Regions from separate parts of the Homo sapiens genome. Here all the other regions are linked to region 1. Evidence: chromatin loops called from intact Hi-C (ENCODE). Cell type or tissue: gastrocnemius medialis. All regions are shown on one strand. Links, peaks and the distances in the headings refer to the core of each region. The heading gives the core; the rest is flanking DNA.

Region 1 (11,133 bases), core at 1,800-9,799:
AATGTTTAGCAAATTGTATGTTTATCATTGTATTATGCTTGACAGTAAACTATATTGCTAAATGAGACTTTAGAGAGAGTTTTTTAAATTAATTTTTATGGTTGACTGATTTTATGTCTGGTTTAAAAACTCTTACCCTTTTTGTTTTAAACTCTTCTTGGAAAATTTTCATGAAATATTTCACATATCTTCCTTTCTTGGTACAGTGGAAATATAACTGCTTTGAAAATTCTGCAGTACGTTGTGTTTGATATGATGTCACTAAACAATGATATTTCATCACTGTGGAAGGTACAGGAATTTAAATTTTATCTCCTTGATTATGGGATTAAGAAGGAAGCTGCATGCTTCCGTAAATATCTTAATGTTTAATTCTTAATTGTAGATGTAGAAATAAAAGCATTTAATTATCATATGTATGTAATGTACTTGCTGAGTTGTGCTTGCTCTTCTTTCTTTTATATTCTTTGTTTTTCCCTCTTAGAGTTGTTTTTTTTTCCCTGCAATTTTGTTTAATTCCTGGACCCATTCCACATTTTGCTAAATTTGCTTTTCATTTTCTGGGTCCTGTGCTTATAAACTTCTATATAGTAACTACTTGTTAAAATAATATTTTTTTTCCAGAAATTCTCTTAATTGTGCTCTTAAATCAGCAGTGTTCTGGGTACCTGGACCACATTATGTAGGTCTCTCTCTCCTAAGTTTTTTTTTTTTTCCTTTCTTTTTTTCTCTCTGTCCCCGAAATTTTTTTTTTCTTTTTTTTCTCCCAACCGTTACTCTAGGCTTATCTTGAAGTTCAGTATAAAAATAACCTCATAAAACATTTCATTGTGATTACTGAAATATTGTTGAGGATATTCTCTGTATTCTGCAATGCCTTCTTTATAAAGACCTCAGGGAGAAAGATGTGCAGCCAAGAATAATTGTATGTTTGTCTAAGCTTTTAGTCTGTTTTTATTACCTGGGTGCTGTAATTGTTCACTAGGTTTCTTTTTTCCTATTGACATCTGGAAATTTAGAGCTAAGCTTGTACCTTTTTAATAGCTTCATTTTGTTTCCCTATTTTCATGTTTTTATTTCTGGTTGAATTTATGCTAACCTGTGTTTTGTCTAATAGTCTCCTGAAGTCTGTTTCAGATCAGGGTTGGGTAAAAATAGACTATGGATGCAGTTCAGTGACACTAAAGCGCTTATTTGAATTTTGGATGGTCTTGATTGCAGTGAGTTTTCTCACCCTCAGGAATTTTTTTTTTTTTTGGAGACCGAATGTTGCTCTTGTTGCCCAGGCTGGAGTGCAGTGGCGCGATCTTGGCTCACTGCAACCTCTGGCTCCCGGGTTCAAGTGATTCTGCTGCCTCAGCCTTCTGAGTAGCTGGAATTACAGGTGCCTGTCACCACGCCCGGCTAATTTTTGTACTTTTAGTAGAGGCAGGGTTTTGCCATGTTGCTCAGGCTGGTCTCGAACTCCTGACCTCAGGTGATCTACCCGCCTTGGCCTCCCACAGTGCTGGGATTACAGGTGTAAGTCACTGTGCCCAGCCCTTTTTTTTTTTTTTTGAGACAGAGTCTCACTCTGTCGCCCAGGCTAGAGTTACAGTGGCATGATCTCGGCTCACTGCAATCTCCACCTCCCAGGCTCAAGCAATTCTTCTGCCTCAGCCTCCTGAGTAAGCTGGGATTACAGGCGCCCACCACCATGCCTGGCTAATTTTTGTATTTTTAGTAGAGACGGGGTTTCACCATGTGGCCCAGGCTGGTCTCAGAACTCCCGACCTCAGGTAATCCACCCACCTTGGCCTACCGAAGTGCTGGGATTACAGGCGAGAGCCACTGTGCCTAGCCCCTCCTGGGGAATTTTATCCTCTTGGAGTTTATGAAGACCTCATGGTAAAATGAATTACTAGTGTGTTTATAGGTTTTGCTTTTTAGATACTTTGGAATGTTCTATATTGTTGCTTTTGGTCTGGCTTGGTGGCTCATGTCTGTAATCCCAGCACTTTGGGAGGCCAAGGTGGGTGGATCACTTGAGGTCAGGAGTTGGAGACCAGCCTGGCCAACATGGTGAAACCCCGTCTCTACCAAAAATTCAAAAATTAGCCAGGCGTGGTGGTGCACGCCTTTAATCCCAGCTACTTGGGAGGTTGAAGCACGAGAATCACTTGAACCCAGGAGGCAGGAGTTGCAGTGAGCTGAAATCTCAGCTCTGCACTCCATCCTGGGTGGCAGAGTGAAACTGTGTCTCAAAAAAAAAATAAAAATACCTGTAATCCCAGCACTTTGGGAGGCTGAGGTGGGTGGATCACGAGTTCAGGAGATTGAGACCATCCTGGCTAACACGGTGAAACGCCGTCTCTACTAAAAATTCAAAAAATTAGCCGGGCGTGGTGGCGGTCCCCTGTAGTCCCAGCTACTCGGGAGGCTGAGGCAGGAGAATGGCCAGAACCCAGGAGGTGGAGCTTGCAGTGAGCCGAGATCGCACCACTGCACTCCAGCCTGGGCGACAGAGCGAGACTCCATTTCAAATAAATAAGTAAAAATAAAAATAAAAAAAAGTAACTCTTACTTGAATTTATTAAGAATACACAGATGATGTTGCCAAAGTGGCAATCAAATTGCTTTGTCATTTTTTACTTTTTATGTATGTTTGTATGTATGTATATATTTGAGAGAGAGTCTTGTTCTGTCACTCAGGCTGGAGTGCAGTGGCGTGATGTCAGCTCATTGCAGTCTCTGCTTCCCAGGTTCAAGTGATCTTCCTGCCTCAGCCTCAGGAGTAACTGGGACTACAGGCATGCACCAAACACCCGGCTATCATTTTTCTACTCTTTATCATTTCATAAAGTGGTGGGTTGGGAGGAACATCAGCCAGGATACCCAAGTCTTCTCAGCTAAACCCTTCTTCTGCTAAAAACTAGCTATAGGACTAATGTAACCATTTTTCTAATTAAAGTGAGGGAGCTGACCCTACGTGACCTTTAGGTCTCAAACTACTTTGAAATGTGACTGTTTATCTTTAAATAACATGAATGAAACTATTCTCATCACCATTTTTTTGCATTGGGGGAAGCTGAGGCAAAGAACCCAGCAAAGCACTGGTATAAGTTGAAACAAAACAGGTTTCTTGACTTGTGACTTAAAGCTTTGGTTCTTCTAATGCCTTCATTCATTTCTTTGGTTGATTTACTTTTCATAGTCCATTAAAGTGATTATCTTATTTCTTGATGTATGGGATAGAAATGTGGGAATAATTTCATTGTATTCTTACAGAATTTACTTCAGAGCTGAGTAAACTTTCATTTGTTGAACACCTTTGATTTAATGCCCCTTGGCTTTTCTCCTAATCTGCACATGACGTCAAGTGGCAGAAGTAGGAACTTGTGTTTTTTTCTTCTATTCTCTTCTCATTTTTTTCCTGAGAAGAAACGTAGGTAGTGAAAATCATTCTTAGTGCTTGTTGTGGGATTCTGAAGAAAGGAACTTAGGCATCAGGAATTTGGGTGTTACCCATTTACCGTAGATATAGTTGCTATAGTGTTTTCTGCCACCTTGTGATTGTTGTTTTTGTTCTCTGAAGTGAACGTACTCTTTTATGGTAGTGTTAAAGTCATATAATAAGTACTTATGGAGTAAGTAAATGTGTAAGACACAAGAGATAACAGATGAATAAGCTAAGTTTGTATCCTCAAGAAGTTTAAAGAGTGAAGGGAGTGAAGAACTTAGTAAGACAAAGATGAATGTTTAGAACAGTGCCTGGCACTTAGTGATGTTAGAAATGAACCTTGAAGGTTGGCAAAGATTTTGATAGACAGTTTTCTTTTGATTGTGACCTACTGAGAGGTCAGTATAGGCAGAAAGCACAGGGCACACAGAGAAGACAAGTTGAAAGGTATAGGGCTTTGGTGGCACCATGGGAATGGGATATGTTGAAGACATAGTATTATAGGTACAGATGGTAAATGTAATGTGAGAAGAAAAAGAGATAATTCCAGAAATGATGTAGAGGTAAATTGAATGGGACTTAATAACTGTGATGTGTGGGGGCAATGACGGGAGGGATCATCATAGGTGATTGAAGTTTTAAGCCTGGCTGACTACAGCAATAGATGGTTACCAGAAGCATTTCAGTACTCAGTTTGCAAAATAATCTTAAGAGCTCATGAGAGTCCAGGTTCTTTACTAGAGTCTTAAAAATGAAGGTTTCTGTATTCCTTACAAGTTCCAGCAAGTGTTAAAAATGAGGAAATGGCTGGGTGCAGTAGCTTGAGCCTGTAATCCCAGCTCTCAGGAAGTTGAGACAGGAAGATGGGTTGAGCCTAGGAGTTCAAGGCTTGGGTAAGCTATGATTGTGCCACTAAACTCCAGCATGGGCGACAAAGTGAGACCCTGTGTCTGAAAAAATAAAAAACAGTGAGGAAATAAGCTTCCAAATAATCTTCTATAAATGGGGGAGGAGTTGCTCTGTAGAGACCTGAAAACCTTCATTGGAGGAGTTTGGATTTGATTAATTCATTCATTAACTCTACATTGAATGCCTGCTACATGCTGGGATGCTAGGGATCCAGTGGTTAAGAAAGATACAATCCTTGTCTTGCCCTCATGGGGAATATAGATTAGAGAGAGATTAATATTTAAGCGGGTAATTACATAGATGATATATTTATGATTGTTGTGGGTGCTACAGGAACAAAGTTCAGAGTGATCTGAGGGTGCATATTGGATATATCTAGGCAGCATGTGATGGGGATGTGATGGTGAGTCTTCTGAAGGAAGTGACATGTAAGCTGAGACCTGAAGGATAAGAAGGAATTGGTGGGTGAGAAGGGGCTTTGCTGCTCATTGAGGAAACAAGACATGCTAAGGTCCTGGAAATGGAAGGTGCTTGACTCTCAAAGAACAGAGCAAAGTATAGTGTATTTTACAAGTAGTGAGAAATGAGACCAGAGAGGTAGCTAGTTGCCAGATCATACAGATGGCCTTGTTGATTATATAAAGTTAAAATTTTTATTGTGAAGCCATTGACATGGCTTACATGATTTGTATTTTTCAGACCCCGCTTGTGTGGAGAAGGGGAATAGAGGTGAATTTAGGCTAACCAGTTAGCTGAATGGTGGACTCAGCCTTTGGCAGGAAAGATTTAAGAGAATTGGTTATTGGAAGTAGGGGTGATGAGGGCTTGTGGCTGATTGCATGTGGTGAGCAAAAGGGAAGAGGTGCCATGGGTGATTCCCAGATTTTTGTTTGGCAGGGGTAACTACATTGGATGGATATGTCAAGATGGAGAAGGAGCAGATGAGGTAGGCATTCATTAATTTTTATTTAAATATTTTCCTTTGTTGGGTATACCTGGAGTGTCCTTTGTAGAGCCCCCGATTAGGCTCTGTCAGTGTGATAAAACAAATAGTTTTAACTAGAAAAGGGAAAGCATGGGTCCACATTCTGTTATAAATGGATGGTACTTTAATTCATTTCCCCACCTCCCTAAACATGGACCAAAGTGGACTAGATTATTTTGCAAGCTGGGTAGAAATTCATGCCTAAGGTCATGCCCTTTCATGTTTACCAGTGAATTATCTTTCTCCAATTTTCTATTGTGCATCTGGGAAAATTATGCTTACATATCCAATGTAAAGAAAACATTGAGTTTATATAGATTTGAAACCAAGGGGGTTTAGTATATAGTAAACATAAGAATAAATCTTACCAGTTTTGATTCTCATTAGTTAAGGCTTTGTGGCAACTGTGTCCTGTTTGATTTTATATTTCTATAAGTGTGAAGAAAGGTTTCTTGTACCATGGTAGACAAAATTGCTTTGAAATTATTTTAAGCCTGATGAAAGTTGTAGGGTCTGCTCTGCAAGCAGAATATACTGAAAATTTGCTATTAAATTGTGAATGTTGTGGTTTGCTCTAGCAGCCTATTTAGTAGCATTGTAGTAATCATGTAGATTATATTCAGAACTCAGGTAAGAGGAATTGTAGAGAAAATTGTTTTGGGGGCGGGGGAAATGGGGAGATTGGGGAATGGCAACTAGAGAGAGGTGTCATAGTTCATTTAAAATCATGTTCTTATAAGTTGTTTTACTTAGGCCTAAAAGAATAGAGGGCATGTGCCAGGGAATTGAATACCCTTGTATATGTAGTGCCATTTCCTTGCTCTCCCTTTAATTGCTATTTCCGGTTTGTTTCTCAGGTACTTACAAGAGATGTATCCTGGGAAGAAACAGGGTGGCAGAGTTTAGGGCCTTTGGGACTGAATTAGTCTTAAACCTGAGAACCCAGGAGGATTTTGACCGAACTGATTTGGGTGAGCTAGGAAACAAGGTTTTTTTTTTTTTGAGACAGAGTCTCGCTCTGTCGCCCAGGCTGGAGTGCAGTGGCATGACCTGGGCTCACTGCAAGCTCCAACTTCCAGGTTCACGCCATTCTCCTGCCTCAGCCTCCCAAGTAGCTGGGACTGCAGGCGTCTGCCACCACACCCGGCTAATTTTTTGTATTTTTTTTTTTTTTTTTTTTTTTTTTTAGTAGAGGTGGGGTTTCATCATGTTAGCCAGGATGGTCTCGATCTGCTGACCTCGTGATCAGCCCACCTCGGCCTCCCAAAGTGCTGGGATTACAGGTGTGAGCCACTGTGCCCTGCTGGGAACAACGTTTTTAACCAACTTTGCCTAAGCAGACAACAGAGTTGAGACATTCTGGTAGAGAAATAATAGCCCACATTTGTTGAATTGTTTTTAGCTCTTTAGTTATAAAGAGCTTTTTACAAATTAATTTATGTAATCCTCCAACAGTACAATGAGATAGATAATTTTAATTTTACAGACTCAAACTGCAGAATGGAAAGTTTAAGTAACTTAATGTCAAACAGCTAATAAGAGATCAAGATAATAATCTAGGCTCTTTACCTATCTCCTGGGCATAAGCACTAGCTTTTTTAGTGTAAACAGAATCAAATTGTTCATTAGATTTGGTTGATGAAAAGAGGTCTACCAACCATCATGTAAAATAATGGCATTTATGTTTATATTCAGAAGACTATTATACATTAATTTGGTAATACGTATTTTTTGAGGAAAGGTATAATGGCCATATGTATCTTAACCAGATACATCCTTAAGCCTACAATATGAGTAAAAGAAAATTACTCATTTTCTTTTGTGGAGTAGAAGTTGGATGGGTTATATGGGCGTGATGCCTCTCTCCTGTAATTCCAGCACTTGGGGAGGCCAAGGCGGGCAGATCTCTTGAGCCCAGGAGTTCTAGAGCAGCCTGGGTAACATGGCGAAACCCCTTCTCTACAAAAAAAAGTAGCCAGGCGTGGTGGCATGCGCCTATAGTCCCAGCTTACACGGGAGGCTGAGGTAGGAGGATTGCTTTGAGCCTGGGAGGTAGAGGTTGCAGTGAGTCGAGATTGCACCACCGCACTCCAGCGTGAGCAGCAGAGTGAGACCTTGTCTTAAAAAAAGTTGGATGGGTAGAGGAGGGACATTTTGCTAGGGCAGACTAACATCTAGGAAGTGGTTGAAGTTATTTTTTTTAAAAAAGGAAGAAAAGAAAGGAATTAGTATTTATTGATCACACCTTTCTGTATGTTAGGTGGTTTAGGTTTGTTGTCTTTAAATCTTCCATATGATGATGATACCCTGTTTTACAGTTGAGACCCAAGACTATAGATATGTTAAATAATTTGCTTGTGGTCATACATGTTCTATCTTCTGAATAGAAGATAACTCCTGGAACTGATAGAGAGAGGGCAGAAAAAAGATTCTATTTTGAGAAATGGAGCAACCTGAAGGCACATAGCTTTGCTGTTTGCTGTAACTCCTTTAGACAGCTCTCTGACCACACAGTACGTGGGTGGACACCAGCATTGACCAGGAGGGATGGTGGGAAGTTTAAATAGTTTTCCTTTACTGTAATAAACACTCTAGAGAAGTGAACTATTAAAGGTTTTTCCCCATCAAATGGCTAAATTAAACATTTTTGACATTCGAAAGGGATGATTTATATCTTATGTGGAAAAGCCCCAAACAACTATTTCCCCAGTTGCTGGAAAAGGAGCTCTTTTGAGTTATGAAGGTATTTTATGTTCTTTCTCCATTATTCTTAACTTGTGCTTACAGGTGAATTGTAAGCATGTGCTTTGTGTTTAGTATTTTCCTCAAGAAAACTCTTGCTGGTAAATCTAGTTACCATAGAACTTGAAAGGATATTGAAAGAATAGTTGAGGACTATCCTGATTGGTTTTCATCTACTTAGTCTGTATTTGTGTCATTTCAGTGTCTGAGTAGGTGGTTTGTGATTAACATTTCACATGTTATTTTTATTGATTTGGCAAGTACCAGAAAACTTGAAGGATGAACTAGAGGTTATTTTTCTTAGCATTTGTGGTATTAGTACTAAAAGGGGAGTAAGAGAGTAGAAAGAATTCTGGACAACTGTTAAGAATTGTTACATTTTGTCTACCTAGGCTCGAGTTCCTCACTTTTAAAATTAGGACTGTACTTTTTGGAAGAATATTGCTTGTTGTTTTGTGGTGGGACCAGGCTGTGATGGGAAAGGCTGTTGTCATAGGCATAGGCAGGCCTTTTGCTTTGCTGAGGTATAGTGAGCAGCCCGGTGACCCTCCATGTAGCCTGCATTGCATGCAGTTTCCACAGGGTCCATAGAGTTAGTGCAAAGCTCCAGCAGGCCTACTCACCTGCTTTTCTCATGAGGCAACCTGGGACCAGTGTGTCCCTGTAGTAACTGTAATTTTTTGTTGTGTTCACTTATTGCAGTGAAAAAAAAATCTGAGCGTAAGGTTCTGAGTGGACCTGGAAAGGGGTGGGTGTTGTAGTGAGAGACTGAAGACAAAGGCCTGTAACAGATGGGTATCTTTTTAGCTTAATCAAGCTATTGCTGGAGTGTTATGCTTCAGAAATAAGTCTCTTGGCCGGGTGTGGTGGCTTATGCCTGTAATCCCAGCACTTTGTGAGGCCAAGGCAGGCAGATCGCTTGAGGTCAGGAGTTTGAGACCAGCCTTGCCAACATGGTGAAACCTCGTCTCTACTAAAAATACAAAAATGAACCGGGTGTGGTGGCGGGCACCTGTAATCCCAGCTACTCGGGACGCTGAGGCAGGAGAATCACTTGAACCCAGGTGGTGGAGGTTACAGTGAGCTGAGATTGCTCCACTGCACTCCAGCCTGGGCGATAGAGCGAGACTCAGTCTCAAAAACAAACAAAACAAAAAATACAAAAATTGGCTGGGCATGGTGACACATGCCCGTAATCCCAGCTACTTGGAAGGCTGAGGTGCAAGAATCACTTGAACCTGGGAGGCAGATGTTGCAGTGAGCCGAGATCGATCGTGCCACCGCACTCCAGCTGGGCGACTGAGCGAGACTGTCTCAAAAAAAAAAAAAAAAGTCTCTAATGGAAAACAAAAATTTATCCCAATTCCCCCAACCCCTCCTCCCAAAAAGCAAAACAATAAAGAAGTTTTGTTATTCTTGCTTTTTTAAAAAGGAAAATAAAATGCTTTCATTATTTCCCAGAAACAGTTGATTTAAAAACTATTGCAGATTATAAAGTTCATTTATGTAGAACAAATAAGGTACTTAGTGCTTTTTGCACCGTCAAATGTCAAAGGCAGAATTTCAGTTACTGCTTTTTAGGTGCATAAAATTAGCATAGTTGAATACTTCATTGATTCATTTAGTTGCCTTTCATAGAATTTTACTCCAATAACAAAAAGATCTGGGGTTTTTCTAAAATTTTCTTCAGGTCTTGAGAGTTTTTAGCTGAATTGCTACAACTATTCTTTCTCTAGATTTCCAACTGGGCGAAAATGTTTTTCTTTTTAAATTGGCACTCTCCCAGCATATTTTTCCAGCAAGTATTCTTTGGGCACACCCTGTGCGTAGTGAATTTTTCAAGATCCTTATTCAAAAGGCTGGGAGGACAGGCCAGTCTTTTCTTTGTAAGATGAAAACAGAATGAAGCTTGCTTAAGACTCATTTTGCTTCTGCCCAACTGTATATGAAATTGATCTCATGCAAATACACTCAAGCATTACCAGAAGTAATTTGACTTGATAGTGTAAGTAGAAAAGCTAATTTAGTATTTGCAGGCGGTTTGCTTAGTGCAACAGGTGACCTCTCAATTGAGAATTCTTAATTTGTTCTCAATGATAACTTGATAGTAAGCAGGTCTCAGGTCCAAGAGTTGAGAAATGTGAGGTGACTTTGAAATTTTCAAGGTAATTGTACATTCAAGACATTGACATGATATGTATATATTTGGTTTTACATTTTATTAGGTGCTGAGGTTGTCATTTCCATAATGTCCAAAGCAATGTTAGATTATTTAAGCTTCCATGGTTTACTGATGGTATTACTAGATGAGATAAATGCCTTTAATTTCATCCTTGAATGGTAAGATTGGCTGACTAATTTAGGGAAGGATAAGGTACAGAATTGCTCTTGGGTGTTTCCTAGCAGGCTGGCCTTCCAAGAGCAATAGCTTAATGTTTGTTCCTTTAATAAGTAGTACTTAAACAGTGATCAGGGGAGTTACCATAATTGGTAATCTGAATGGAAACTAAAATGTGTCATCATTGAGGATAGTCAGAAGTGTCCTTGTGGCAGTCCTAGAAAAGGGGTTCCAGAATTTTCCGAGCAGAGAAAAATATAAACATTTTCAAGGTTCTAATTATTTGGAGACTAGCCTTTCAGGATCATTTATCACCAAGATTAACCTTGCCACCAAAGGGCAAGGAAACACTTCTCTGGTGGTTAGATCAGGAATGATGAAAACACTTAAGAAGAATTGAAAACTTGGTTCCTGTCTTCAATGAGTAATTTATGTGACTGATTTTTTTTTTTTTTTTTGGAGATAGAGTCTCACTCTGTCACCCAGGCTGGCGTACAGTGGTGTGATCTCAGCTCAGTGCAACCTCCACCTCCCTGGTTCAAGCGATTCTCCTGCCTCAGCCTCCTGAGTAGCTGGGATTTCAGGTGTGAGCCACTGCTCCCAGCCTTCCCCTCCACTTTCAAGTAAAAGAGGAAGCATTAGAATTAGACATTGTGGGCCGAGTTCCTTGGGAGGATCCCTTGAGCCCGGGAGTTCTAGACCAGAATAGGCATCATAGCG
Region 2 (11,133 bases), core at 1,454-9,453, 100 kb after region 1:
CTCTGCAGCTAGTTTTGAAAACCACTGTCTTGAGCTTTTTAATAGAAATGGGAGAGACTGAAAGTTTAAGTACTGCCCTTAACACTTTGAAGGAGAATAGTGTGCCCTCTCACCTTCACTGTTATCACTGAAAATGGCAGTATAGAATCCTTTGCCCTAAAAAAGAATCTTGGCCATGTGCAGTGGCTCATGCCTGTAATCCCAACACTTCGGGAGGCCAAGGCGGGAGGATTGCTTGAGCCTAGGAATTGAATACCAGCCTGGAAAATATAGTGAGACCTTCATCTCTACAAAGTATTTAAAAATTAAGCATGGTGGTGCACACCTGTAGTCCCAGCTATTCAGGAGGCCGAGGCAGGATTGCTTGAACCCATAAGGTTGAGGCTGCTTTGAGCTGTATTTGTGCCACTGTACTTAAGCTTGGGTGACAGAGTGAGACCCTGCCTGAGAAAAAAAGGAATCTTCACTAAAGTTTTTAAATTGATATTACTAAAAAAAAGTTTGTCTTCACAAAGGAAATGGAGATTAATTCACAACTGTAGGGAATTTTAGATTGCTGACTCTTCAAATAGCAGTTGCCTTTATTCCAAAACTAATGAGATAATAATATTCCAGTAAAATTGGTACTGTGCAGGAATTAAGAGCATTATCTTTGAAGATGATAACCTTGGGTTTGAATCATGGTACTACCACTTAGTAGTTTGGTAATTTGGTGCATGTTAACCACCCTGACTTCCACTCCTCTCCAAAGCCTCAGAGATCTCATAGGGTTGTTTGAGGGTTCAATGAAATATATGTAACATGCTTATTGGGATGTCTGGTTGATAAGTTCCTCGTACAAAGTGGCTGTTATTGTTACCACTTTTGTTGTTGTTCATTCATTCTTTCAACAAATATTTATTGGCTTCCTGCAACGAGCTAAATCTGTCTAGTCACTGGGTATACAACACTAAACAAAACAGACAAAAGTGCTTACCCTATGAAATATTCTAGTTGTTAAGAGAAAGAAAATAATAAATGAACTCTGCAGTGTGTCCTATAGCATTAAATCTTGGAGAGAGGCTAGGCACAGTGGCTCATACCTGTAATCCTGGCACTTTGGGAGGCTGAGGAAGGAGGATCACTTGCGTTCAGGAGTTTGAGACCAGTCTGGGCAACATAGTGAGACCCCATATCTTTAAAAAAAAAAAAAGCCTGCTGTGGGCGAGCGTGTGTAGTCCATTTGCTCAGGAGGCTGAGGCGGGAGGATCATTTGAGCCCACCAGGTTGACACTGCAGTGAACCATGGTTGTGCCACTGCACTCCAGCCTGGATGACAGAGTGATTGAGACTCTGTCTTTTAAAAAAACAAAAAAACAAACAAAAAAAACACACGTATACATATGTAACTAACCTGCACGTTGTGCACATGTACCCTAAAACTTAAAGTATAATAATAATAAAAAATTAATTAATTAAAAAAAATCCTGGAGAGAGAAATGCAATAGAGGAGGGAATAGAGAGTGCTGGAGAGCTCAGATAAAGAAGAGGTATATGGATTAGCCCTTTGATGTATTCCAGAGCTTAGGTATTCCTCCTCATTCCTGTGAAAGATGAGGAAAGGATTGGGAAGGGAGTGACGAATAAAGTAGAAGAAAAACCAAGAGAGTGTGGTATGTGAAAGGCAAGGGGAGAAAGTGTTTTGGAGAGGGAGGAGGAGGAGGGATTGTCTGTGTCAGTTGTTACAGACAGGATCAGTAAGATGAAGGCTGAGAATTGAGACCATTGAATTTAGTGGGGTGGGGTTGTTGCAGACATTGGTGAGCAGTTTTGGTAGAGGGAGAAAGGTGAATTAAAGCATGGTTGGAGTGGTTTCAGGAGACAAGGCCACAGAAGGAATTGAGGGAACCATTGTAGATAACATTTTCAAAGAATGTTGCTGTAAAAGAGAGCAGAGAATGGGAATTTTTCTTAAGAGAGCCACTAGCAACATATTTGCTAATGACAAATAAGGGAGATGAGAGAATTGCTGGAACAATTAGTATTTGCATGGTGAATTTTCAGTACTTTCCTTGTTTTATTCTAGTATGCAGTTGTACTGTGTAAGTTTGCCATGTTCTCTTTAAAGAAAAGAATTGTAGAATTGACTGTCAGGCGATACCATTTCTTCCTGTCTATTCCTCGGACTCTACCTGAAATATCAAAATAGCAGAAATAGATAAGAATAAGGTATTTGGCAGGGTTTTCATATTGACATTTCAGTCTCAGTTTTTTTTTGTTTTTTTTTTTTTTTTTTACTAATAGTCGTATATCTCTAAAAGATTTTCAGAGGAGTTGATAACAGGAATGTCAGAAAACAGTATATTACTGTCAAGTGTAGGAAAATAGCTTTTTGTCAATTCCTTGATGAATTTAACACAGAATGCTTTTACATTTTAAAAAAAAAAAAAAAACCGCCACCTCATGAAAATAAAGCACCCTTCCTCTGTTTTGGCAGTTTACCAGCCACTATGGCATGACATCAGGAGTCGTATAAAAATTTTCTGAAGTATGTGGTGGCCTCCTGGATTTTGTTTTTTAATATGTGAAGTAGCCAACCTTCTTCTGATCCATGCCTAAGAACGAATGTAGTTTTGAATGTACATATAAAATTATAAAAGGTAGCTTAGGCAAGAGATAGGCATAAAACTAAATATCCTTTTGTTCCAATGCCACTTTCTAAAACAGAATCATCCTGACACAAAAGTAAGCTGCATGAAAAATAAGACAGAGAAATTAGTTGACTTTGGGAAATATACCATGTACTAGATCTAGCAGAAAGCTGGAGTTCTTCCAGAGTTAGAGACACACCCCATTCCTTCTGTCTAGGTTGCTTTCTGTGTCTCACATGGCTCCTCACTCATGACATGACCTCAGTGGTATTTGCTGATGAGCAAGCATCTTGTCTTCTGTCATCTTGAATTGCTCGGTTTTCCAGACAGATTTATTCAACAGCATTTTTGAATGCCCACCGTATTATTCAGGGCAGCCAGGTTGCATTGGTAAGGAAAACAAAGCCCTTATCTTCATGGAGCTTACTTTCTAATGACAGCAAAGAAGTTAACAGGTAAATTATGTTCTAATATTGTTACATGACAGTGAGTTCACAGTTATTGTGAGTACAGAGTACAGAACACACAAAGCAAGTGATTAATATTTTTTCCTTACCTGCATCTTAAATGATCTCTACTGCATTCCAGAACCAAATAAAACATACTTGAGGGAACTCATTGAGGTTTTGTTTTGTTTTGTTTTTTCTTTGAGATGGAGTCTTGCTCTGTTGCTCAGGCTGGAGTGCAATGGTGCGATCTCGGCTCACTGCAACCTCCTCCTCCCGGGTTCAAGCGATTCTCCTGCCTCATTCTCCCGAGTAGCTGGGGTTACAGGCATACGCCACCACGCCCAGCTATTTTTTGTATTTTTAGTAGAGATGAGGTTTCACCGTGTTGGCCAGACTGGTCTCGAACTCCTGACCTCAAGTGATCCACCCGCCTCGGCCTCCCAAAGTGCTGGGATTACAGGCGTGAGCCACCACACCCAGCCCAATTACTGTGTTTTTAAAGGGCTATCAGCTTAGTTGAATTATGGCTGGAATATATCTTAAAATTGAGATGCACGTTTAGTGCAGTAACTCTTTTGCCCTTAAAAAGGCTGGCCAGGCACAGTGGCTCATGCCTGTAATCCCAGCACTTTGGGAGGCCAAGGTGGGGCAGATCATGAGGTCAGGAGATCAAGACCACCCTGGCCAACATGATGAAACCCCATCTCTACTAAAAATACAAAAATTAGCTGGGCGTGGTGGCACGTGCCTGTAATCCCAGCTACTCGAGAGGCTGGGGCAGGAGAATCGCTTGAACCAAGAAGTCAGAGGTTGCAGTGAGCTGAGATCTCGCCACAGCACTCCAGCCTGGTGAGAGAGTGAGAGTCCATCTAAAAAAAAAAAAAAAAAAAAAAAGCTGTTGTTATATCACTTGTACTTCTTAAAATCAATGACTAAAACAAAGTGTTCAGTAAGTTAAACTCGTTGGGAATAAAGAGAAATGAGATCTATCAGTAAATAAATAGGAAGCCTTGAATGCCCAAACTGATGATTTGGGTTTCAGTCTATAAGTTTTAAATTTTTGAGCAGAGAAGTGTTGTAAGCTATTTTGGGGGAGGTAAATCTGCTGTAACATGTTTTTTTTTTTTTTTTGTTTGTTTGTTTTTTTTTTTTTTTTTTGAGTCGGAGTCTTGATCTGTCACCCAGGCTGGAGTGCAATGGCACAATCTCAGCTCACTGCAGCCTCCGCCTCCCGGGTTCAAGCAATTTTCCTGCCTCAGCCTCCTGAGTAGCTGGGATCACAGGCACCCACGACGACGCCTGGCTAATATTTGTATTTTTAGTAGAGACAAGGTTTCACCATGTTGGCCAGGCTGGTCTCGAACTCCTGACTTCAGCTGATCCATCCGCCTTGGCCTCCCAAAGTGCTGGGATTACAGGCGTGAGCCACCGCGCCCGGCCAATCTGTAACTATTATGTTTGGGATGGATTGGCACAAGAGACTGGAGGTGGAAAGACAGACTAACAGTAGTAATCCTGGAGGAGATAATAGTCTAAGGCCTCTACAACTCTGAATGTGGAATATTTTAAATGTAATCTAAGGAATAACCACTAGGGTGTGGTAAGTGAATATCAGAGTAAGGCTCATGGAGAACATGGAGTACTTCCTAAATCATAATTTTATTATAAAATGACGGAATTACTAGTTGTAATTACTGAATAGCCTATATTGCTATTTATTGTGTGTTTCATCACTTTAGGGGTCTAGTATGGTGGATGTTAGTAATTATCTAAGTGAATGAAGAAGCACTCCAGTGGAAAGTTCTTATATGCCATTATGTTCTTTTCCTGGCCCAGTGCCTAAGTGAAGTAGGTGTTTATAACTTAACCTAAACGTACTAAGATTTCAGATCAATAAAGTTATTAAAATAAAATTGGTACCAGCCAATTTTCAAATAAGGTTGCTTTTTATTTTTTAAGTAAAATTATGTTTATAATTAAACCATAAGACAAATAGTATTTTTTTAAAAAAGAAAAGAATGTAGTTTTATTAATAATTTACTGCATTGTTCTCATTCTCAATTTACTGTGGACCATTAGAAACTTGTGTATAGTCTGGCAGTGGAAACCATCAGTGTTTGGAAATGAATGGTTGAAAAGGCTGGGTTTTTTTGTACTAATAACCAGTAGAATAGGTAATGGCTACATTTATTACTAACATACCCTTGAAATTTTTATTGCCCTTAATAGCATTTCTTTCAATTTTTTAAAAAGTAGCAATTTCCTAACAAATTGGCAGTGTACTGGCATCATTTTAGAATTTTGTAGTCCTTGTTGTCATAGGGGGGATTGCTCTGGGCCAAATTTTAAAGCTGGCTTCCATAGAATTCCGAGTAGTCCTCCTCTTCTTCCCATTGTATCACACTTGAAGAGTGACATTTTTGTACAGGGCATTCTCTCATGGCTATGACCAGGTTTCCTGTAGACATCAGGGTAAATAAAGGTGTTAATATATGATTCTAGGCCTCCTAGTTTTGATTCCACCTATTTAAATCCAGTTTCATGACACCATGGTTGAGGACTAATGAACTAGAATATGAGTCAGTATTAAAAGTTAATAATTTGATACGTTCTTCCTTGACAGAGTGCAATAGACCTTGGAGGCCCAACCAACTTTTTCATACTAGTTAGACATTTGGAAAGGAGCAAGCATGCCATGTAGAAAATTGTACCTTAGGACATAAAGCTACTAAAAGAATACTCAGAAATCACTCTGTGCTTGGAACAGTTACCTCTAAACTGTTATGACGGTGTTTTATATATACATTATAAAACACATACAAAATAAATTTTGAAAGACTGAGATAAAATAGAAGCTTACACGTTTTGTTTCTTCACTCTGATGGATCTTCAAGAGCCAGTTGTGGGATATGCTTGATTGTGATAGAGTTGCCAAACCTTTGAAAATCTTTCCACATGTTAACAGTGGATGAGTTAGATAACGAATATCAAATGCAAAGCAAAAGCAAATGATTATAACCTGTCCTTGAGCCAAAAGAATTCTTTTAGTGTTTTGGACGAATATGCTATGATTAACAGAAAATGGTGAATAGAGTTTTACTTTGGTATTAATTCCTTCATAAGTATTAAATTGAGTATTTCTTGGGAATTCCTTCAAAGAGAATTGATAGCATTGCAGTATTAATTAAGGGAACGTGGGAATTTCTTCGTGTATCAAGTATTTTATCTCATTATTTTATTGAGATGCAGGTCTCACTGTGTTGCACAGGCTGATTTTTTGTTGTTGTTGTTTGTTTTTTGTCCCCCTCCCCTCCCCCAAGATGGAGTCTCGCTCTGTCGCCAGGCTGGAGTGCAGTGGTGCAATCTCTTCATCTCAAAAATAAAAAAGCCAGCTGTGGTGGCAGCTACACAGGTGGCTGAGGCAGGTGAATGGTTTGAAGCTGGGAGGCAGAGGTTGCAGTGAGTCAAGATCAAGCTACTGCACTCCAGTCTGGGCAGCAGAGCTAGACTCTGTCTCAAAAAGATAACAGTCTGTTTCTCTCTCTTAGTTCCAGCTGAGAACATGTGTTGATCAGTTTCCTTTTCTCTCTCTCTCTCTCTCTTTTTTTTTTTTTTTTTTTTGGAGTCAGAGCCTCGCCTCGCTCTGTCACCCAGGCTGAAGTGCAATGGCATGATCTTGGCTCACTGCAACGTCTGCCTCCCGGGTTCATATGATTCTCCTTCCTGCCTCAGCCTTCCAAGTAGCTGGGACTACAGGCGCGTGCTACCATGCCCAGCTAATTTTTGTATTTTTAGTAGAGACGGGGTTTCACCATGTTGGCCAAGCTGGTTTCGAACTCCTGACCTTAGGTGGTCTGCCCGCCTCAGCCTCCCAAAGTGCTGGGATTACAGGTGTGAGCCACTGTGCCCAGCCTCCTTTCCTCTTAGCATATCCTGAGATCTAATTCTAGTCTCCTCACGAGACTGCCAGAAACATCTCTGCCCTTTTCAGAGACTTTCCACTTAGCTTTGTAGCCTCCTACCATTCACAACTTCAGCTTTTTCTTTGGGAGGGTGGTACTTGGAAGTGTGTCATGCTTAGTTCCCTGTCCTCTTTTTATTGATAATTTGACATTTCAAGTCTCTAGTGTTATCCATTCAGCCCTACAAGAGTACCAAAAGCTCTGCTCTTTTTTTTTTCTTTCTTTCTTTTTTTTTTTTTCCGAGATGGAGTCTCGCTCTGTTGCCCAGGCTGGAGTGCAGTGGCACATCCTTGGCTCACTGAAACCTCCATCTCCCAGGTTCAAGCGATTCTCCTGCCTCAGCAAGTAGCTGAGATTACAGACACGTGCCACCATGCCTAGCTAATTTTTGTGTTTTTAGTAGAGATGGGTTTTCGCCATGTTGGCCAGGTTCTTTTCCTCTCTGGAATCTTAGCTTTCAATATTGTCATTATGTCAGCATTTTTCTTATGTTTTGAGAGAGAGAGAGAGAGAGAGAGAGAGAGAGAGAGAGAGAGAGAGAGAGTGTGTGTGTGTGTGTGTGTGTGTGTGTGTGTGTTTTAAATCTGGCTTTTCCAATTAGTGAGAGTGTTGGTTTGATACAAGCTATCCATATAGGTGATTTATTTGTTGAGAAAACTTCATTTATCTGATACCTTAGTTTCCCACAGCCTACTTTCTTTTAAAAATTTTATCCCTATAGTAGTATTTTCTTGCCTCTTGGCATATCTAACAATGTTTTATTTATGTTTTAAGCTGAAAATCCAATTAATAATTTTCCCTGCTTGTAGCATGTGGATTGTGCCATCTTCCTTTAAAGAGGCTTTGTTTTGCTGGCAGGTAAATTCCTTGTCATTTGTTAGGTCAGGTGAGGAGTTGGCCACCTTAGTAGTCTAGCTCCACAACTAAAGCAGGATCTTCTGTCTTGAATTCTCTATGCAACTTTGGCTGGTCACAGTTTAAAAGCCTCTCAGGCTTGTGTTAGCTGTGGAAACCATTTCAGCTCACAGCTGCCTAGTTGCTCTTGCCTGGCCTGATAGTTTCACCCTTTACATGCACCTTTTAATATTTAGCAAACACTCAGGGGGATCTTATGAAGATTTCTGGGGCTCTTTTTCTGTAAAGCTTCCTCCTCTCAAGAATTTTGCCTTGCAATTTTCAGTTTCCTTAGTCTCTGAATTCTGATCTAGTGAGAATTTGCTTCCTCAACTCAGTGAAGCTATTATACTCTGCTTCAGATCCTCTCCCTGCCCTGCAGTCTAGAATGTACTTCCAGACGGAAAACCAGGGCAGTCTTAGAGACCACCCCATTTATTTCTCAGTGTTATACTGCCTGTTGTCCAGTTTTCTGGTTTATGACTGAAAGGTAAATCTGATCACTATTACTCTGCTAGAAGCAGAAGTCCTGTGGTGTCACTGTTTTCTTTTCCAAATTTTGTTATGAAATTATTCAGATACGAAGTTGAATGAATTTTACAGTGAACACCTATGTAGCTACTCCCTAGGTTCTACCACTAACATTTTAGCATACAATCATCCTTCCATTTATTAATCCATCTTATTTTTAGTGCATTTAAAAAACAGTGATGTTTTTCTGTCCCTTGTTTTTCTTGAAAACTAGTAGAAACGTGAATAAGTCCAGTTTTAGTTTCGTGAGAAAACACAAGGTGGCCGCCTTATGCTTGTATCAGAAGACACGTAATGACTAAACTGTTTGTTATCAACCACTGGTGATCATTGCCTGGACCCATTGTTAAATTGGAAGCTGAAGAATGGTGATATTCTACTTGTATCATTTCTGTTTTTCTTTTATTAGCTAGATAGAATATGTTTATAAAGGGAAAATTGTCCTTTTCAACTATTTGTTTACCCTGAGGTACAGTTTGTACAGAAGAAAGCATGATTTGTTGTTTTTTTTTATTTACCAATTTTCAAAATAACAAATTAGTTTTCTACTATCCTCTAAGGACAGTCACTGAAGTTTTTCATGAAGGGGCTGTGAGTCATTGATTGAAACATATTTGAGGTATTTCAAGCCATTGTAGTCTTTTCTTTATGATGCTAACGTTATCTGATCTTTGGTAGGGGAAGCTCTCTTCAGGCTTGTTCTTGACAATAGTCTTTGAGAGCTTTGTTCTTACTATTAATTTTTATTTTTTTTGTTTTCCTTTTTTACTGAGTCTTATGTTTACTGTGACTCACCACTAATATTTAATGGGAGCCTGTGCTTTGAATTTTTCTAGACGGGATGACCGTAATTTGAACCTCATGGTTCTCAGTGATTTTGTCCTCACAGGAGACATTTGGCAATATCTGTAGTAATTACTCATTTTCACAAATTGGGGGAGTAGGGAGGCACATGCACCATGAGGACAGAGATGCTGCTAGATATCTACAGTGCACAGGACTGTGCCCCACAACAAAGAAGTGCCAGCTGTTGAGAAATCATGCGGTATACTAATTTAGCTAACATTTGTGTAATGTTTTAACAGTTACAGAGTCATTTGATCTTTCCTACACTCCCATGAAATTGGTATTATTAGTCCTTTTTAACAAGTGAGAAAATTTAAGGATGTCATGTGACTTATCAATGATCATATTATACAGTGTTAAGAAGCTAGAATTTTGAAATCAAGATCTTTGATGGTAAATGTTCTATCAAGTTTGATGGTAAATGTTCTATCAGTAGCTATACTTACGGTTTTACAAAAGTGATTAAGAGTCGAGAGCCAGATACTGTTGTGAGTTATTTATCTTTAAAACAACTCTATCAGGTACTCTCCTGTTAGTAAAGATGAAGACACAGTAACTTGTCTTAAGGCCACACAGCTAGTAAGTGGCGGAGTCAAGGTTCAAACCCAGGCAGTCTGGCTCCACAGCTCATACTGTTAACCACTATATATTGCTTCACAATTTTTTTTTTTTTAGATTTGAGTATAATATTTGTTTTTATATTTAAATCTTTATTTGGGGCCAGGCACGGTGGCTCACACTTGTTATTCTAGCACTTTGGGAGGCCAAGGTGGGTGGATTACCTGAGGTCAGGAGTTTGAGACCAACCTTGCCAGCATGGCGAAACCCCCGTCTCTACTAAAAATACAGAAATTAGCCAGGCTTGGTGGTGGGTGCCTGTAATCCCACCTACTTGGGAGGCTAAGGCAGGAGAATCACTTGAACCCGGAGATGGAGGTTGCAGTGAGCCGAGATCGCACCATTGCACTCTAGCCTGGGCAACAGAGCGAGACTCTGTATCAAAAAAATAAAATAAAATGAAAATGAATAAATCTTTATTTAGAATTAATTTTGGTGTGAGGCAGAAATGCAGCCGTTTTCTTCTGTATGACCTCTTGGTTTTCCTGATTCATTTGTTGAAAAAGTAATACCTCCTTTTGTTTTTTTAAACTGATTTAAAAGTATTATTTTAGTTAAACAATAAACTGTCATATATACTTTGGTCAATTTTTGTTTTTATTTAAATTTTCTGTTTCTTAACCGAGGGCAGATTATTTTAATTACTGTAACTATAAAACATGTAATAGGCCAGATCACTCCCCTGTATTTTTGCTTATCAGAAATTTTGGGGAATGGTTCCTTACATTCTTTCAGTTGTATCTTTTAGATTATTTGTTTAAATCCCCTTTGCCTTGTCTCCCCTCCCCCCTCAAGTCTATTAAGATTCTGCATTAATTTGTAGAATATCAATATCTTTAAGCTTTGTGCTTAAATTTCTTGTTAAACTTATTCCAGGGCATTTTTTGTTGTTACAGTCAAGAATATAATCTTTTTTCACTTTTTTTTTTTTTTGAGAGGGAGTTTTGCTCTTGTCGCCCAGGCTGGAGTGCAGTGGTGCGATCTCAGCTCACTGTAACGTCTGCCTCCTGGGTTCAAGCGATTCTTCTGCCTCAGCCTCCCGAGTAGCTGGGATTACAGGCGCCCGCCACCATGCCCGGCTAATTTTTTGTATTTTTAGTAGAGACGAGGTTTCACCATGTTGGTCAGGCTGGTCTTGAACTCCTAACCTCAGGTGATCCACCTGCCTTGGCTTCCCAAAGTGCTGGGAATACAGGCGTGAGC
Region 3 (9,566 bases), core at 1-8,000, 52 kb after region 1:
CTCATGAGTTTTTTGGATGAGAGAACTGAGGAGTATCTTGAATGACTTTCTTTGAGCATGATCTACCGTGCGATAAACAGTTTGCCCCACTTATACCTACAGGTAAATTTGAGAGACACAAAGGCTTGCATATGCCTAACTTTAACAAAAATTACTTTCCCCACATACTCTGCATGCTGCATACTCTTAGTTTTCTGTTGTATTCTTTTCCATTATTTTTTAAATGCTGGGTCATGGCTTAAACTTCTCCCTTGCCATTCATTTGATTGTTAACAGACCATAACAGCTATTTGGTGGCTTAGCCAAAGAACCTGCAAACACGTGGGGCCATGATGGGGCTAAAAGGCAAGATTGACCTTGGAAAGCTAAGATTTTATTCTTATCAGTGGTTCATATACAGCAAGGTTTCTTAGTGTCAGCTCTACTGACATTTTCTTGTAGGAAACTGTCCTGTGTTGTAGTATGGTTAGCGGCATCTCTGGCCTCTACCAAGTACCATCCCCCCACCCCCAGTTGTGACAACAAAAAATGTCTTCAGGCATTGCTAGTTTCTTTGTATTCTTTGTAGTCTTCTTCCCACTTAAATTGATGTCTAAAATTATCTGTCCCGGCCGGGCCTGGTGGCTCACGCCTGTAATCCCAACACTTTGGGAGGCCAAGGTGGGCGGGTCACCTGAGGTCGGGAGTTCAAGACCACCCTGACCAACATGGAGAAACCCTGTCTCTACCAAAAATACAAAATTAGCCCGGCGTGATGGCGCATGCCTGTAATCCCACCTACTCGAGAGGCTAAGGCAGGAGAATCACTTGAACTTGGGAGGCGGAGGTTGTAGTGAGCCAAGATTGTGCCATTGCACTCCAGCCTGGGCAACAAGAGTGACACTCCATCTCAAAAAAAAAAAAAATTTATCTGCCCAGTTTTTTGTTTTGTTTTGTTTTGTTTTTTGGAGACAATGTCTCACTCTCACCCAGGATGGAATGCAGTAGTGTGATCTTGGCTCACTACAACCTCTGCCTCCCAGGTTCAAGCGATTCTCCCACCTCAGCCTCCTGAGTAGCTGATACTACAGGCACACACCACCATGTCCGGCTAATTTTTGTATTTTTAGTAGAGATGGGGTTTCACCATGTTGGCCACGCCGGTCTCGAATTCCTGACCTCAGGTGATCCGCTCGCCTCAGCCTCCCAAAGGGCTGAGATTACAAGCGTGAGCCACCACTCCCGGTCTGGATTCTTTTTTTTTTTTTTTTTTTTTTTTTTTGAGACAGAGTTTCACTCTTTTCACCCAGGCTGGAGTGCAATGACTTGATCTTGGCTCACTGCAACCTTCACCTCCTGGGTTCAAGCGATTTTCTTACCTCAGCCTCCTGAGTAGCTAGGACTACAGGTGCACCCCATCATGCCTGGCTAATTTTTTTATTTTTTAGTAGAGATGGGGTTTCACCATGTTGGTCAGGCTGGTCTTGAACTCCTGACCTCAGGCAATCCACCCACCTTGGGCTCCCAAAGCCCTGGGATTATAGGTGTGAGCCACCGTGCCTGTCTTCATTCTTAATGATTATATAACACTCCCTATAGAGGTGTACAATAATATACTCAGCCATTCTCCTTTGGGAAATACAGTTGCTTTCAGTTACCTTGATAGTAAACATTATTGTATTGGTGCTCTCGTTTCTGTGGGATCGAATCTTGAAAAGTGGATCAGAGAGCATGAGAATTTTTAATTAATTTTCCAAAAAATAAACTTTTCTGGTTTCTGCTTTTCTTCTGTTCTTTAAGAATGCCTCCCAATGCAGTGATTATGCTAAAGTCTTTAACACACTTTAGATTTATTTTTGTGTGTAGTGTAAGATAGGAATTCCCTCTCCTTTCTTCCCAAATGTGTAGTTGGTTATATCAATATCAACAATTAAATACAATGTTCTTTCTTCTGAGAATTGAGATGTCATCTTTGCATATTACGTTGCCATGTATACTTGGATGTATATGTTGTATTTTGTGGTCTGCTGATCTCTTTGTCTAGTCTAGTTCAAATACCATCCGTATCTATTGATTATACTTGTTGTATAATGGCAATTTTAATAATTGGTTGGGCAGAGTCTTCCTTAATATTCTCTTTCGGTTGGGCACGGTGGATCATGCCTGTAATCCCAGCACTTTGGGAGGTGGAGGCAGGGGGATCATCTGAGGTCAGGAGTTTGAGACCAGCCTGGCCAACATGGTGAAACCCTATCTCTACTAAAAATACAAAAAATTAGCTGGGCTTGGCAGCACATGCCTGTAGTCCTAGCTACCTGCGAGGCTGAGGCAGGAGAATGGCTTGCCCGGGAGGCGGAGGTTGCAGTAAGCCGAGATCACGCCATCGCACTCCAGCCTGGACGACAGAGCGAAACTCCATCTTTAAAAATTATCTTTCAGTGTTTTCTTGGCAATGTTTGAACACTCATTCACATGAACTCAAATTATTGTGTCAAATTTATCATCACATATTCTATGCCCTTCTTTAAAACCGCTTAAGAAATGCATCAGACGTAAAATAACTGCTCCAACTTAATAATTTAAGGGAAAAAAACTACAATTATGATAGGTAGTTATCACAACCAGGAATATGACATGTTCTTGTTATTTGTTTCACTATAGTTTTAATTATTTTTATGTTCTCTTTAGTTATGCATTGAGTGCCTGATACCTAGTGACACTGCTGTTTTTGTAATACTATTTCTACCTATTACTACTGCTTTGTATCTAGGACATAGCTTTTTACTTTTCTGACTGTGCATTTTTATTCATGCTCTATTCCATGCTTGACCTGCTTTCCCCACCTCCCACCCCAACCTTATTTCTCTCCTTTCAGAACTCAGCACAAATACTTGTGATTCTTTTCTTGCCCACAGTATTCTTTTCCATTAGTATTTCTAAATAGCATATATTTGACAATCAAATACTCTTTTTATTTGTTTCAGCATCTTTTCACAGAACCTTAGTGAATTCAGAGGGTCATCTCCCCCCTTCCTCCACTTTGACTTATTTTTGAGAAAATTGATTTGGCAGTAATACTTGTAAATTTGTATATTCCAACTGTTAACAAAAACTCTGGCCCAGAGCACCTATGTCAAGTCTTGGCTCTGCTTGTTAGTGGTGTGACCTTAGACAAGTTACTTAGCCTTATTGTCTTAGTTTCCTTATTATAAAAATGGGGCAGTGATGATCATAATACCCACTTGACAGGGTTTTAATGAGGATTTCGTGAATTAATATCTGTAATGTGCCAGACCAGTGTTTTGCATGGAGTAAGCACTTCATTTGTGATTCCTATAATTTCTGTTACTTAATTCTCATGAGGAAACACTAGTAAAATGAAGTAAAACATAAACCTTCTTATTATATGACTACTGTGCTTTCTCTCATTAGACCAGTTAAAAATCTAAGCCTTTAGCTTTAACTATATTACCCTTATTCAAACACATAAAAGATTTTTCCTACATGCTAGGTTTTTTTGAAGATGAGTATTGCCAGAAAGCTTTTTACGACTTAAGATGAACAGTTACTGTGGTCACTTGTTCCTGTCAGTAGTCCTAAATTTAGGATGAGTTTATCATCATCACTGTTCTACAGTTAAGGCACTACTGCAGAATAATCTCCCATTGAAGCAGTCTCCCTAGTCACCCTCTCACCCCTCTACATGCACTTTGCTGTGCATGCTGGAATTTGATTCAGAACAAAATGTACTTGGGTCTCTGGTTCCTGTTTCTCAAGTGTGTTTAAGGAGTATACGTTTTTCAAAACAAATATTTGTCATTAGATGTAAGGGCATAGAGTACCTTGTGGTAACTGAGTTAGTTCAACCAGGTATGGTAGTCAGAAGCTTGTAAGAGCAGCAGCAACTTCCCATTTACTGAGCACTTATAATGGAATGCTAGACTTTAAAAATGTTATGTCATTGAAATCACACAGCCACCCTGGGAGTGATATCTTCCAATTTTTAGGATGGTAAAAATGTCCACCTTTGTGCCCTCAGTCATTCTTTAACTGAAAACTAGCTCAACCTTTGAGGTCTATGTCATTAAAAATTATTTCTTAAGGGTTTTTTTTTGGTGGGGGTGTGGTTTTTGAGGGAGGCAAATTTATATAATATATAATGATGAACATGACAGAATATTTTTCAATTTGATGTGGCAGAATCGAAATCTGCCAATAAAACTTAACTATCTTACACGTATCATATAATTCACGATTCTGTTAGTAAGTGGTTTGCAAAAGCATAGAAATTGAGATGTGAGAATTTTGTATTTTACCATGTGTAAAAGCGGAAACGTTTTTACTCTGGAACATCTATAGTACCCTCAGCAAGTTTCCATTCAAGTTGTGTATGGTTGGGATTAGACTGGGTGCAGTGGCTCACACCTGTAATCCCAACATTTTGGAAGGCTGAGGCAGGAGAATCACCTGAGCCTAGGAGTTTGAGACCAGCCTGGGCAACATCGTGAGGCTCCATTTCTATGAAAAAATAAAATTAGCTGGGCGTGGTGGTGCACATCTGAGGTCCCAGCTACTGCAGAGACTGAGGTGAGAGTGGTTGCTTGAGCTCAGGTGATTGAGGCTATAGTGAGCTATGATTGCATCACTGCCCTTCAGCCCGGGTGACAGTGCAAGATCCTATCTCCAAAAAAAGAAGAGCTCTCAAATATCTTGTTAGTAGTTTTCACTTTGTAATATAGCTTTATTTTCCCTGGTTTGTGTATACTTGGACTAAGAGTGTGGACTATAATTGCTTGACTCGCTTTCAGCATTAGAGGCCAGAGTTAGTTTTATGAGGAGGCCAGAGTTAGTTTTATGAGGTCTGTTGGCACCAGATGAGAAAAGGGGTTAGCTTCAGTCTGGAATTACTTTGGTTTTAATCTTTTGTAAGGAAAAGTTAGGATCATAGTTCCAGCCTGTTACCCTCATTCCCTCTCTCTTCCTGCTTCCTTCCTTCCCTTTGAACAAATATTTGAGTACCTGCCATTTGCTAGGCATTGTTCCAAGCACCCAGAGATATTATGGTGAACAAGACAAAAATCTCTGTTTTCCGGATATGATTCTAGTGGGGGAAACAGACAGTAAGAAAGATAGATAATTAAAAATAATTTTCATGAAGGTTCTATTAATAAAGCCAGGAAGCGGGAAAGAAAGGTGTGTAGGGGGTATTTGGAGAGGGGTTGCAATTTTATAGGACAGTTAAGGGAAAGCCTTAATAAAGTGTCATGTAAGGAAATGACCTGAAGAAAGTGAGGATATCTGCTTTAGGAATAGCAAATAAAAGGTCCTGTGGGTGACAGCTTGCCTAACATGTTCAGCAAACAGCAGTGACTGGAATGGAATGAGCCAGGAGGAGAACAGGAGATGAGGCCAGAGAGGTAGCAGGGATTGGGTGATAGAGGCTCTCTGTTTGAGGCCTTACAGGGTCGTTGTCAGGACTTGGGTTTTTAGAGATGGTAAACAACTAGGCTAGGTTTTGGGTAGAGGAGTGACATGATCGAACTTATCCTTTTATACAATATTAGGCTGGCTGCTATGTTCATGATAATATCCTGAAAGTGGTCAAGGGTGAGAGCTAGAAGCCCATTTAGAGGCTCTTGGACTCATCTAGAAAGATTCAACCAAAGTACTAACAATGAAGTGGCAAGAAGTGGCTGAATACTGGATATATTTGAAGACAGTGCCAATAAGATTTGCCAATTGAGTGTGTTTATGAGAGAGATAGAGGTGGTGGGGGGTTGAAATTAAGGATTACATGGAGGTTTTTGACCTGAACAGATCCATCTAGTTGAAGCAGGTTTGGGATGGCATATAGGAGTTGGGGAGGGGAAAGTATCAACTTCATTTTGATCATGTAAAGTTTGAGACACTTTTTAGACATTCAAATAGAAGTGTTGAGTAGGCAGGTAGAAACAGGAATCTGGAGTTGAGGGGAGCGATTTCAGCTCGAGGTAGGAATTTGGGAGTCAGAAACATAGTTGGATACTTAAAGCCATGAGTTTGGGTAAGATCACCTAGAAAGGAAGTATAGGAAAGAAGATTTAGTGATTTCGCATATGCAGTCTTACAAGGAATTCAAAAAGACAATAGAAAAGCCAGGTTAGTATGTCTTGAAAGAGAAGTGGAGAAAGTATTTGAAGGAGGGAGTACTCACCTTTGTTGGATACTGGTGATGGATCAAGGGTGGTAAGGACTGAAATGTGGAAATTGGATTTAGTACAGTGGAGGTCATTGGTGACCTTGACCAGCAGCTTTGGTGCAATAGTGGGTTGAAACCCTGTGTTAAAGAAACAGTGAGAAGAGACAAATTAGAATAATGAGTATTTGCCGTAAAAAGAAATAGAGAAATGGGGCAATAACGTTTCCTCTGGCTTCCTATTATTAGCAGACCTCCTGATCCATCCCCCTTGCTGTTGCTGCAGTGCTTCCCTGGTATTGAAGGAAATACTTCCCTTATATGGAGGCAGGGAATGAGCCTGTCTGAGATGCTCTTTGTTGCTCTCTTGGAAGCCAGGAAATGCCAAACTTGGGTTACCTTCTTTCGGTTGGATAGTGTTTATTAGATGCTTTTGTCACTGTGTTGTTCCTTTAGTCCTGGGGCCTTTAACTAGTTTGCCTTCCCTTTTCTATCTTTCAGAGTTTTCCTTTGATTGCCTCTTGTGTTATTTGCAGGATTTATAATTGTGCTTAGAACAGGGATGAGCTGGGAGAAAGAATAGAGTCTACACCACCTTGCCTGTACCAGGGTTTCTTCTATTTATTCACTTTTTTGTTTGTTTTGTTCCTTTTTACCACATTTATTTTTAAGAACTGGTAAGTTTATTAACAAATTAATTTTTGGTTCAACTCATTTTCTTGAAGATGGGTTCTGTTGCTAAACCTCAGTGTCTTTAAGGACTATTTCTGAAAATATGGTCTCAGCTGGGCGCATTGGCTCACACCTGTATTCCCAGCACTTTGGGAGACCGAGGTGGGTAGATCACCTGAGGTCAGGAGTTTGAGACCAGCCTGGCCAACATGGTGAAACCCCGTCTCTACTAAAAATACAAAAATTAGCCAGGTGTGGTGGTGGACGCCTGTAATCCCAGCTACTCGGGAGGCTGAGGCAGGAGAATTGCTTGAACCCGTGAGGCAGAGGTTGCAGTGAGCCGAGATCGCACCACTGTACTCCAGCCTGGGCGAAAGAGCGAGACTCCATCTCAAAAACAAAACAAAACAAAAAAAGTATGGTCTCATAGATATCTTACATAATAACTAAGAGGCTTTTTCTTCATAAAGGTACGTGAGACTTAACTCTCTCAGGCAATTCTTAGACTTACTAAAGTTGGAGCATTATTCCTGGAGATTGTGCGTTGGAACTTGTTTGATTTCTCAGTAGCTGACTGGGGGCTCAATGATAATAGCTAGCTAAGTGGTGGGGCCAGGATTTGGAACTCAGTGTTCACTGACTCCAGACACCATACTCTTTTCCAATAAACCGTATTTTCAAAGTGAGAAAGAAGATGTTTTTCTGTTGGATTTAGTATTAAAATTCTCTCATTCTTCTAGAGATAGCCGGAGGCAAGTTCTCCCTGTGGAATATGTGGGACTGGGGTAGTAGGGATGAAAGGGGGACCCTGCCTCAATACACTGTACTTTTCTGCTCCTTCACCCTTCTGGGGGGGTGTGTGTGTGTGTGTGTGTGTGTGTGTGTGTGTGTGTGTGTCAAGGCCTTGCTCTGTGTGTGTGTGTGTGTGTGTGTGTGTGAAGGTCTTGCTGTGCTGCCCAGGCTGGAGTACAGTGGCGCAGTCTCGACTCACTGCAGCCTTGACCTCCCAGGCTCAAGCGATCCTCCCTCCTCAGCCTACTGAGTAGCTGGGACCTTAGGCTTGCACCACCATTCCCGGCTAATTTTTGTATTTTTTTGTAGAGACATGGGGTTTCACCTGTTGCCCAGGCTGGTCTCGAAGTCCTGAGCTCGAGTGATCATTTTGGGGTTTTTTGTTTTTGTTTTTTTGAGACAGGGTTTCACTCTTGTCACCTGGTCTGGAGTGCAATGGCGTGATCTCACTCACTGCAGCGTCTGTCTCTAGGGTTCAAGTAATTCTTCTGCCTCAGCCTCCCAAGTAGCTGGAATTACAGGCACCCACCACATTCCCTACTAATTTTCGTATTTTTAGTAGAGACGGGGTTTCACCATGTTGGTCAGGCTGGTCTTGAACTCCTGACCTCAAGTCATCTGCCCGCCTCAGCCTCCCAAAGTGCTGGGATTACAGGCCTGAGCCACCATGCTCGGCCTCAAGCAATCTCTTTGAAAGAGAAATTAGTATCACATACAGAATTTGAACATTCTAACCTCAGTTTAACTTTTGAAAGGAAGAAAAGTAGACAGAAAATTAATTCACTCTGGAGGAGCTGCTCTGGAATGGCAGTACTTTGAATAACTGAGAGCCTTTCACTATTTGTCATTTGCTTTATTCTTGAAACATAACAGTCTTATTCTCTAAAGAAGACACAGTAGGCCATGTGCGGTTGCTCACGCCTGTAATTCCAGCACTTTGGGAAGCCGAGGTGGGTGGATCACCTGAGGTCAGGAGTTTGAGACCAGCCTGTCCAAGTGAAACCTTGTTTCTACTAAAAATACAAAAAATTAGCGAGGCGTGGTGACGGGCACCTGTAATCCCAGCTACTTGGGAGGCTGAGGCAGGAGATTCGCTTGAACCTGGGAAGCAGAGGTTGCAGTGAGCCGAGATCGCACCATTGCACTCCAGCCTAGGCGATAAGAACAAAACTTTGTCTAAAAAAAAAAGAAAAAAGACACAGTAAGTAGCCTAGTATTTTGCTCAAAATCTTCATGCTCAAATTCCATGTTCAGTCCTACAGCCAGTCAAGAACTGTAAGCCATTTCCATACTTCTTTGTCATGCCATTTTTTCCTCCATTAGAATACTTCAGTTAAGTGTTTTTAAAATATAAACATTTGAGAATTAAACAGGATAAGGCATCAGCTAAAACTCTCTCATATTGTTTATATTTTTTGCAAATTTACTTGTAAACTACATGTGCACAGACATCATTAAAAATTGTCTTACAGTTAAAACACATGGTAGTTCCCATAAGGAGGCATGGATAATCTAGTTGGAGACCAGTTATATATATGACATGACTTGGAAATAATAGCACATACAAATAACAAAATAAGAGGATCCAACTAAGCTTGAAGAGGACAAAGAGTGAATTGTGAGGTACGATGCACAAGGAAAAACTTTCCTGGAGAGACGTGGGTTTTAGTGTTAGAAGATGCTTCTGGGTATTTTCTGGTTGGAAATTTGCATAGGGTATGACAAACAATTACATTTCTTTTATTGTGCTAGGCAGAGTATATAATATGTATATGTTTACCATGTTTGATGAAAAATCTGACTGACGGGTATTGAAAGGAGTTTAAAGTACCTTAAATGATTTTTAAAAGATTGAGTGTATTTTAAAACATATCTCAATCTTAAACATGTAAAAATTTAATGTACAAAAAAAATTTATCAGCTGACCTACAGAAAATGAAATGTATCA

What was found. A loop is a pair of places that touch in the nucleus more often than their neighbours do. Peaks named below come from ENCODE experiments on the same cell type or tissue, not always from the same donor. Only the 100,000 strongest peaks of a DNase experiment are listed, where the experiment ranks them.
Region 2: it touches region 1 in a loop (1.8-fold over the local background); 6 of 110 quality-filtered maps call a loop at or near these places.
Region 3: a loop joins it to region 1, with 2.3 times the contacts of the local background. A loop is called at or near these places in 25 of 110 quality-filtered maps.

What each region holds. Positions count from the first base shown.
Region 1 is chr17:46,156,638-46,167,770 of GRCh38, reverse strand. The region is part of intron 2 of KANSL1 (KAT8 regulatory NSL complex subunit 1); the gene reads left to right. LOC107985027 (a long non-coding RNA gene) reads left to right here and starts at 5,301. Exons shown (of 2, transcript XR_001752923.1): 1 at 5,301-6,304. In gastrocnemius medialis, for the core only: no CTCF peak of the experiment used is centred there; no DNase peak of the experiment used is centred there; H3K27ac peaks cover 5,748 bases.
Region 2 is chr17:46,055,196-46,066,328 of GRCh38, reverse strand. The region is part of intron 6 of KANSL1 (KAT8 regulatory NSL complex subunit 1); the gene reads left to right. Among named protein-coding and RNA genes, the nearest start is that of STH, 62 kb to the right of the region's middle. In gastrocnemius medialis, for the core only: a CTCF peak has its summit at 4,649; a DNase peak (open chromatin) is centred at 2,858; H3K27ac peaks cover 7,408 bases.
Region 3 is chr17:46,104,064-46,113,629 of GRCh38, reverse strand. All of the region lies in intron 2 of KANSL1 (KAT8 regulatory NSL complex subunit 1), which reads left to right. Among named protein-coding and RNA genes, the nearest start is that of KANSL1, 85 kb to the left of the region's middle. In gastrocnemius medialis, for the core only: no CTCF peak of the experiment used is centred there; a DNase peak (open chromatin) is centred at 4,609; H3K4me3 peaks cover 370 bases; H3K27ac peaks cover 4,884 bases.